2 separate regions of the Homo sapiens genome follow, and region 2 is linked to region 1. The links are chromatin loops, found by intact Hi-C in ENCODE. Cell type or tissue: dorsolateral prefrontal cortex. All regions are shown on one strand.

Evidence for each region. Peaks named below come from ENCODE experiments on the same cell type or tissue, not always from the same donor. Only the 100,000 strongest peaks of a DNase experiment are listed, where the experiment ranks them.
Region 2: a loop joins it to region 1, with 9 times the contacts of the local background. A loop is called at or near these places in 76 of 110 quality-filtered maps.

The regions. Positions count from the first base shown.
Region 1 is chr22:33,517,191-33,522,190 of GRCh38, forward strand. The region is part of intron 6 of LARGE1 (LARGE xylosyl- and glucuronyltransferase 1); the gene reads right to left. Among named protein-coding and RNA genes, the nearest start is that of MIR4764, 83 kb to the left of the region's middle. In dorsolateral prefrontal cortex, CTCF peaks have their summits at 2,254 (motif pointing right) and 2,461; a DNase peak (open chromatin) is centred at 2,296; H3K4me3 peaks cover 418 bases; H3K27ac peaks cover 1,742 bases.
Region 2 is chr22:33,576,792-33,581,791 of GRCh38, forward strand. All of the region lies in intron 5 of LARGE1 (LARGE xylosyl- and glucuronyltransferase 1), which reads right to left. All of the region lies in intron 1 of LOC105373007 (a long non-coding RNA gene), which reads left to right. Among named protein-coding and RNA genes, the nearest start is that of SNORA50B, 130 kb to the right of the region's middle. RefSeq lists a silencer at 2,871-2,940. In dorsolateral prefrontal cortex, CTCF peaks have their summits at 2,865 (motif pointing left) and 3,069; a DNase peak (open chromatin) is centred at 2,840.

The DNA of each region.
Region 1 (5,000 bases):
AGCTAACTCTGGATTACTAAGAGAAGCTACGATAGGATGAAAAATTGGAAAGTGGCTACAAACTTATATCCCTCAACCCCTCCACACCCCTCTCTGTCCCATCATCACCCAACAAGTACTAAAGACGCACTCTAACCTCTAGGAAAGTTGTCCAATAAAAAGGGCTGAACTCGGTGGAGTAGAGCTACAAAAACATACATATAATGCACAAAGAATTCTTTTTTTGAGACAGTCTCGCTCTGTTGCCCAGGCTGGAGTGCAGTGGTGCAATCTTGGCTCACTGGGTTCAAGCGCGATTCTCCTGCCTCAGCCTCCCGAATAGCTGGGAATACAGGCACCTGCCACCAATATTAGCAAATATTAGCACCCGCCCGGCTAATTTTGTATTTTTAGTAGAGATGGGGTTTCACCATATGGGCCAGGATGGTCTCGAACTCCTGACTTGTGATCCGCCTGCCTCAGCCTCCCACAGTGCTGGGATTACAGGCGTGAGCCACTGTGCCGGGCCGCCCAGAGAATTTTGTATACAACTTCTGAGAGAGTCTGAGAATCCCTGGAATCTACCCACAGACCCGGAGTAAGAAGCTCTTAGGAAGGAGAATGCATGGCCTCAGTCCTGCACTATGTCTGTATCCCACAGATACAATATACCTTAAAGAAGAAGGGGGAGACCTGGGTCAACAAGAGCAGCTTCATCTGGAAAAATCAGGCTACAAAGTCAGACAGCAGTGAGCAGGACTGGCCTGAAGATTATAAGGAGAACTGGGTGATGCCCCAAATTCACTCTCCTTGCTGTCGTTAGATCACTCCAACTCCTACAGATTTTTCTGGGATCTGAGGCACCCTCTCTTCTCAAGGCAATGGGAACCAGGATTTGACTTGAGGAAATCATACAGCTGAGAAGATCTGGCAACTTCATACCTTAAGCCAAGAAGCTAGAATAATGGTTAATGTGCATGAAGTCCTTTATGCTGAGCGCTGCTCTAAATACGTGGCATAGAGGAACTCATCTGTGTGTCACACAAATCCCAGGAATTACATATTGTGATCATCATCCCTATGTGAGAAAATTGAATCCCAAACAGGTTAAATCAACAGCCCAAGGTCACACGCCAGCAAATGGCAGACACAGGATTTGTTTTTGTTTTGAGACACTCTCACTCTGTCGCCTAGGCTGGAGTGCAGTGACACCATCTCAGCTCACTGCAACCTCCGCCTCCCAGGTTCAGGCAATTCTCATGCCTCAGCCTCCTGAATAAAGGCACATGCCACCATGCCTGGCTAATTTTTGTATTTTTAGCAGAGATGGAGTTTCACCATGTTGGCCAGGCTGATCTCGAACTCCTGACCTCAGGTGTTGCGCTGGCCTCGGCCTCCCAAAAGGTTGGGATCACAGGCACGACCCACCGCGCCCGGCCTCAGGCACAGGATTTGAACCCAGGCTGACTGGCTCTGGAGTCTGGGCCCTTCTCCCCTAGTGTTGATCATGATAGTGTCCAATATTCTTGTTCTCCAATGAGGCCCTCCCAGGTCACCAGGCCAAGGAGAATTCACTAGGACAGGAGTGGAAGTGTAACTGCACCCCCTGAGGGGACTGGAGTGGGGCAGAGAAAGGGGTGTGGTACTGACCGTGGGGGTTTAAGTGTTAATTCTGATCACATCCTGACATACATCAAAAGAGACGGTCATGTGTACATATATCCAGGGACCCGCACATCCAGGGACCAACATCCTAGATGTTTCTGCCCCTGGATGTGTACACATATGACTGTACAACTAGCTGACCAGATGGAAGTCAGCTAGTTGGAACTTACCTAAAACAAGACAGCTAGTTGGAATTTGTTTTAGGCAAAAGAAAAGAAAAGAAACACTTTCACAGGCAGCTTGATTCCACAGAGCACTCTGGCTTTCTGCAGATTAAAAAAAAATCTCATGGATATGCTCAAGCTGAAGAATGAAGATCCAAGTCAAGACAGAGGAATCCTGACTCACTGCAATGATCTCTGGCAATTCTGCAGGTCCCTGAGCTGCGTGCGTGCGCGCGCGTGTGTGTGTGTGTGTGTGTGTGGTCACATATGCCTCAGAGAGGAGCATGCCTCAAAGGAGACCCAGGGGGGCTCCCTGGGGTTGGAGGGAGGAACAGCCAAGGCATAATTTCTGCCCCAGAGACAATGAGTTTAAAAGCTCCACTCTGCCACGGGGATATCTAAATTATACTTACAGAAACCTCAACTCTTTATTCATTTGCACCAGAAGGGGGCACTGTTACCTCTAAAACGCATCTCAGGCCACAGGTCCCCATAAAATAAAGTACCAGCCCCTGCACTGGCTCCCGAAGACACCCAGGTTCCCTCTCAGGCTCCAGACACTCCCCACCCACACTGGGAGTTTATTCCCAAATTGAAAAAACAAAAACACGTAAATGATGATTCTCTCCCAGCTTTCTTTGAAATCACTATTTTTACATCCTTGACTGCTCTTCTTAAAAGCAAGTCTGTCATTTAACCAAAAGAGGAAACATAGTATTTTAGAAGTGAAAAACAAGGAAAAAAAAGAGAAAGAAAACAATTCATTCTTTGAGAGGCTGATCTACATGGCCACATCACCAGCCCACATTCTGTTTATGACGCTGGGTAAAAAGAGAACATTTCCAAGTCGTGTTCTTAAGCACAGGGGAATTTGTCTCTTCTTGATATTTAGTTTAAGTAGCATTTTCTTTTCCTTAGGATTAAGAAGTTTGTACTCCCTGGCTTCCTCTTGCTGAGAGGCTAAGAGACTGTTCGTCTATCTGTTTCAGTGGTTTTTCTCTTTTTTTTTTTTTTTTTTTTTTTGGAGTCAGGGTCTCACTCTGTCACCCAGGCTGGAGTGCGGTGGTGTGATCAGAGCTCACTGCAGCCTGGATCTCCTGAGCTCAAGCAATCCTCCCTCTTCAGCCTCCCAAGCAGCTGGGGCTACAGGCCTGTGCTGCCACGCCTGGCTAATTTTCTACTTTTTGTATCGCTCAGCCTCCTGAAATGGGGACTACAGACGTGTGCCACCATGCCTGGCTAATTTTTTATTTTCTGTACTGATGGGGGGTCTCACTATGTTGCCCAGGCTGGTTTTGAAACCCTGGGCTAAATCAATCCTTGCACCTCAGCCTCCCAAAGCGCTAGGATTACAGGCAAGAGCCACTGTGTCTGGCCTCAGTGCTTCTTAAACCATCCTGTACCTGAGATTCATGGGGGTGGCTGTTCTCCAAATCCCACAATCCCGCAGGGAGACAGCAAGCTTCTGCTCTCTGACAAGCACGGGAGGGGACTCTGAACTCTCTGCAGAACACAGCAGTGCTGAGCTGGGCCATCTCTAACTCACTTCCCCACCAACACCTGCCCCCACTGCCCACCTGGGCATTGAGCTGAGCCACATCAGCTTGCAGCTGCTTTCTGTTCACATCTGAATCCTAATCCCAGTCTGCTCTGCCTGACTCCCGGAAGTGTTCTGCGTCTTTCTGTCCTGGTTTTAGTAATGCTCTATGAGACATGATCTGACAGAAATTCATGGGATTCCGTGCAAAACACGAGCTGCTGTTTTGGGACTTCTGTGTGGGCCTCTCTTCCTTCAATGTAAAAAGAAAGCGTGGAGTGGCTCCGTGAACTGATTCCCAAAAGCTCACTTCCTTAAGGCATAACAAGCTTCCAGCTGTATTTTCATTGCACTGATCAGCACCTGAAATCAATGTATCTATTAGTAATAAAAATAAGTAGTAATTTGATTGTGTTGTTTACATGTGTCTGTCTTTGCTGGCAGGTGAGCTCCTTGAGGCCAGGGCACTGATTTTCAGTCCCCAGCGCTTGCCAAAGAGGAGCCTGGATGAGTGTATTTTGGCACTGTTGCCTGGTTGCAAAATGAGATGTCCCACTGGCTGGGAACTATGGGTTATTTCAGGAATGACTATAGGACAGTAAAAAGAGAACACAGTGAAGAAATACGTGGTTCTTAAAAAGTTTCTCCAAGAAGTAGCACACTGTATCAGTCAGCATTGCTGTGTAACAAGTAATCCTCACATGTAGTGGCTTAAAATGCAAGTAGGCAAGCTGGCCTGACACAGCTGGGCTGTTCTGGTTTGGGCTACGGTGCTCATGCCTCTGCAGCCATAAGTACAGCTGTTGGATCAGCTGGGCTGGCTACTATAGGGTGGCCTTACCTGCTAGCATAGGATAGCTCAGATGATGGGGCCTCTCTCCACATGGGCTCTCATCCTCCAACAGGCTAGCCCGGGTTTGTTCACAACAGGGCAGACAGGCTCCCAGAGTGGCAGGGGGAGCCCCAGTGCTCAAGTACTTTTCAGGTCTCTGCTTGTGTCATGCTCATACCATTACATTGGTCAAAACAAACGACAAGACCGGCCCAGATTCAGGAAGTGGACATAGATGCCTCCTCTTAATGGGAGGAGCTACACAGTCTTGGTGAAAGTAACCGATGTAGGCAGGGGAAAAACTTGTGGCCATTTTTTGCAAACACATATACATACACCACGTTTTTTCTACTCACATTCTAATGCAGAGTACTAGCAATGTCTGCAAGGGAAGCTGAGAGGTGTAGCTCTGTGTTAGTCCATTCACACTGCTATAAAGGAATACCTGAGAATGGGTAATTTATAAAGAAAAGAGGTTTATTTTGGCTCATAGCTTTGCAGACTATATACAAAGCATAGCGCCTGCATCTATTTCTGGTGAGGGCCTCAGGAAGCTTCCAATCACGGCAGAAGGCAAAGGGAGAACAGGCAAGTCACATGGCAAGAACAGGAGCGGGAGAGAGAAAGGGCAGGTGCCAGCTTCTTTAAACAACTAGCTCTCATGTGAACTCGGAGCAAGAAGTCACTCATTACCACGGGGATGGCACTAAGCCATTCATGAGGGATCCGCTCCCTTGACCCAAACACCTCCCATCAGGCCCTACCTGAAACACTGAGGATCACATTTCAACATGAGATTTGGAGGTGATAAACATCCAAACTA
Region 2 (5,000 bases), 60 kb after region 1:
AAATCATCCCTAGAGTGCTTATTAATACCTAATGCAATGTAAATACTATGTAAATGGCTGTTATACAGTATTGTTTAGAGCATACTGAAAAGAAAATAAATATCCATAAATGTTCAGTTCAGGTGTAACCCATCTATTCTTTTCCCCTGAATACTGTCAAGTCTTGGTGGGTTGAACCCAAGAATACAGAACCCACAGATATAGATAGGTGACTATGTATGCGTGGTGTATTTAGTTATATTTCATTCCTGTTCAAAGTGCTAAGAAGAGAGATAATCACTCTGCTATTAAACGCAAGTGGAAAAAAAGATTTTGTTTCTGTTACCATAAATTTACTCTACTGCATGCATTCTTAACAGACACAAAAGTTGGTTCTTGTGGGGATCAAAAAAAAATAAGATATTCCAATGGTTTGGTATTAAAATCTCATGTTAGAGGTTTAATCAGGGAAATAAAAAGTATAAAAAGGCACATAGGAGAGGGGAGTGATAATATTTAAAAAGAGGTTAAGAAACACCACCCTCCAGGATCTTACAACACTAAAATAGCCACAAAACAGAGAAGTATGCAAAAGCACACGCATACACATCTCAAAAACCTGCTCCCCGATCTTAGCCTCTGCTGAATCCAACAGTTCTTTCTTGCCTTTCTGAATTTAATCAGAAGGCAGCTGAATCAGAAAACACACTTCTCTGTTGTCAAGTTCATCTGGATATTTGGGGAGCAATTTCTCTCGCTCTCACAACCATACCTTCTTCCACTCTTACCTCCGCCTTCCCATGGAGCCATCTAAAAAGGGCAGCCACATAGGCTGCAATTAAAGAAGCCCCACACTGCTCTACATTAATGAGGCACTTTGCTTTTCATTTTCAGAGGGCTCTTTAGCACTTTGTAGGTGACACCCTTGCCTGTGACAATCTCTGTTACTAGCTGCGGAGATACACCTTGCAGGTGAGTTTAAACACACGGACAGCAACTTACAAGCAGGCAAAGACAGTTGAGGAGGATGATCCAGAGTTGTCCCTTTATTAATTTCTGATTGGTTTAAAAACTGTTTTCTTTCACCACACATAGAAGGCAAAAGTCTCTTGGTGTAGTAAAAGGAAAACCTTGTCAATGGCAGTCCAAATGTCTTCTGGCTGACAGCCAAAATGAATCTCTTCACTGGTCACCCTGAAAAGATGATGGCTTCACTCAGCTCTTGTAATACATCTAACAAACATTAACCAAAGGTCTTATTGCAATTTTGAATACTTTTAACCTTGACCTTCAAGCCCTGCTTCAGAAGATTTAGACCGTGGTAATATTGACATTCACCTCCCCCCGCCAACAACAGGCCTTTACTGTTTAATATGATGGTTGTCAAGGCAACCAGATTGTGAGGATGGCTGTCTAACCTTTCTAGATTTAGAATTTATCATACATGAGAATGCAGAAGGGAAAAATGTCACCCTTAAAAAGTAGTATAGAAGACGGTACAAGGTACAAGGTAATTCCATTGTGCCTTTACTTCCACTTGGGGATTTGGCTACTGATCAAAGGAATTCCTAATGCTCTAAATCCCCTTTAAAAAAATCACCTAATTCCGAAAGTGAGTCATTTATCTAAACACTCATTGTGTGTGCCAAATTCTGTACTAGATACTAAGGAAAGAGGAGTAAATGAAAAATGTTCCTCTTTCTTAGAAGATCACCATTAAATGGGAGAAAATATTATTATGTTTATAATAACAATCGCATTTGTTGAATGCTTACTATGTAACAGACAGTATACTAAAGCAATTTACAAGTATCTTTTAATTCACCCAATAACCTTTATTACTGTGTGTGATGTAGACATCAAGGAAATCACCCAATTATAATGAATTATAGGAGCTGGGATTAAAAATCAGATTTGCCTCTTTCCAAAAACCTTAATCGTTTTTGGAAATGGATTCAAATATGATACTCACATGATTATTACACAGTGAAATCTGTATATAAATTCTTACCAACATTCTTAGAACATAGCAAAATTAATTGTACTCAGAAATGGGAAGTAAAATCAGGAAAGACAAAGGTGACTACTAGATTGAGCTCATACTGTTAGCAGAAACAAACATTCCAATGCAGTTATAATAGAGTCATACACCTTCTCAGAACAAATGTTTCTCCAATCTCTAAAGGACTGCAAGTGGCCAGTAACGCTCTACTGAGAAAGCTGTTAACACCAAAATACAAAGCAGGAAGGGAAGCTTGGAAACATATGTCCAGACCCAGGAAGATTGTTACAATGGATTTTTAACTTCTGTACTTTAGAGTGTGTGATATGGTTTGGCTGTGTCCCCACCCAAATCTCATCTTGAATTCCCAGGTGTTGTGGGAGGGACCTGGTGGGAGGTAATTGAATCATGGGGGCAAGTCTTTCCCGTGCTGTTCTTGTGACAGTGAGTAAGTCTCATGAGATCTGATGGTTTTAAAAAGAGGAGTTCCCCTGCACAAGCTCTCTCTTTGCCTGCTGCCATCCATGTAAGATGGGACTTGCTCCTCCTTGCCTTCCACCATGATTGTGAGGCATCCCCAGCCACGCGGAATTTTAAGTCCAGTTAAATCTCTTTCTTTTGTAAATTGTCCAGTCTTGGGTATATCTTTATCAGCACCATGAAAACGGACTAATACAGTGTGCCAGGGAAAGTCTCAGCCTTCTAAAACTAACGGTTAGCATTTGTACATTACGGAGGGTCCTGAGCAGGAGCCAAGTGGAGCCTGGATGTCCTCCTTCAGGACACTGATAAAGACCTGCTGCAGCCCCAGCCCAGGGCTGGCCACACTTTGGAATTACATGGGCGCACTACTGGGCCTACCCCAGAAAAACTAAACTATGACATCTAGTGGTAGGGCCTGGCATTGCTGCTTGTTTGGGTTTGGAACACAAGCCATGCTAAAGTGTCATCCAGAGTGGCCCCTAGCATTGTTTTGGTGGTGTTGTTTTGTGTTACCAACAGTACCAAGTGATTCTTAGGTGCAATCAAGCCTGAGGTACACAACAATTGGGAAGTGAGCCAATCAATTAATTCTAACTGCGGAAGATCAAGACCCAACTTAATAGCACAGCTCTGTAACTTTATTTTCTGTTTGCACAGAATTGCTGAGTTCCTACATAGTATACATATTTTTTAATCCCCTGGGAATATTTAAGCGTCCTTGATCTGGAAGCAACATGGAATGATGGCACGAGCACTGTCTTCAATACAAGCTGGAGTGTGGCAATTCCCTTCTCTGAATTTCAGGTTTTGCATCTGTAAAGCAGACACAAGGCGGCCGGGCGCAGTGGCTCACGCCTGTAATTCCAACACTTTGGGAGGCCAAGGGGGGCAGATCACCTGAGCTCGGGAGTTTGAGACCACCCTGACCAACACGGAGAAATCCCATCTCTACTACAAATACAAAATTAGCCAGGCATGGTGGTGCATGCCTGTAATCCCAGTTACTTGGGAGGCTGAGGCAGGAGAATCGCTTGAACCCAGGTGGCGGAGGTTGCGGTGAGTCGAGATCGCACCACTGCACTCCAGCCTAGGCAACAAGAATGAAACTGTCACAAAAAAAGAAAAAAAAAAAAGCAGACACAAGGCCACCTATTGCTCTGTCAGCCTGAAAATGGGATGATGTACAGGAAAATACCCAGCAGAGGACCTTACAGAATCGAGCTGCTGGTTCATTCTGAATCAAGAAGGAAGAAATATTTCATTATGTGACAGGTGGAATAAAGGCCTGATCACAGTGAGTGAGCTCGAGACGCTAGTCCTTTACCACATGGCATCAGTTGTGATTTTCTCTCCTTTATAACGGCTGGTTTTGGAGGGTGGGACTTATGTATATATACAATGTAAGGGCAACACACACACTCTGGGACACAATGTACAATAAGTAATAGCAGCACATTAATAATAACAGGGGATGAGAAAGGGGAGTTTCAGCAGTGCTATTATGCCTCTGAATAAGATGTTGATCATTGCTTGCTATTTTCTCTTCAAACATGTTATTTAGCCAGTAGTGAGCAGATTTAAAACCCACTGGGGTTCTTGAATTCAGCCTGGCTGAGTGGTTAAATCCAATGAAAATATTCTAGTTAGATGAGTTTTTAGCCAAGGGAGTTGAGTATACAAAAGCATACATAACCGGTCAGTTTGTAAGACGTCCATCTTTCAAAAATGATAATAGGAATGATGATGATGATGACAAAAGTAATAAGAATGCATGTGCAGCATTTTCTCATTTTCAATGAAATTTTCCATCTATTATTTCATTGGATGCTTGAAATAAGTTTGTGAATTAAGCAAGTAAGGGATTCATACCTCTATTTTACACATAGGAAACTAAGACTTAGAAACATCATTGTCTCAAATTGCACTGCTAGTAAGTGGGAGAGTTAAAATTTGCCCCTTCTGACCTTCAGGAAAATCACTGTCATAATGTGGAGGGCCTTCTAACACCAGTACCTAATGCTGGAACTTTATCATGGGAAACAGATGGAATTAAGAGACTGTGAAGCATCACGTACTGTTCTCAGCAAGAAAATTCACATTTTGATACCTTTGTGCACCTTTTCCTAAAATCAGCTTGGTGAAATGGTACAACCAGGGATGAAAACTTGAAATGTTTCCAAGTTTCCTATCCAAAGTAACTTTGTTTAGAAATAAATAAAGTTATTTTGTTGACCTGGCTTGTTTTCCATGCTTCAGTTAGAAGACAGAGAGAATCTGACTGGGCACGGTGGCTCAAATCTGTAATCCCAGCACTTTGGGAGGCTGAGGTGGGCAGATCACGAGGTCAAGAGCTCAAGACCAGCCTGACCAACATGGTGAAACCCCATCTCTACTAAAAATACAAAAATTAGCCGGGGGTGGTGGCACGTGCCTGTAATCCCAGCTACTCAGGAAGCTGAGGCAGGAGAATTGCTTGAACCCAGGAGGCAGAGGTTGCAGTGAGCCGAGATTGTGCCATTGCACTCCAGTCTGGGTG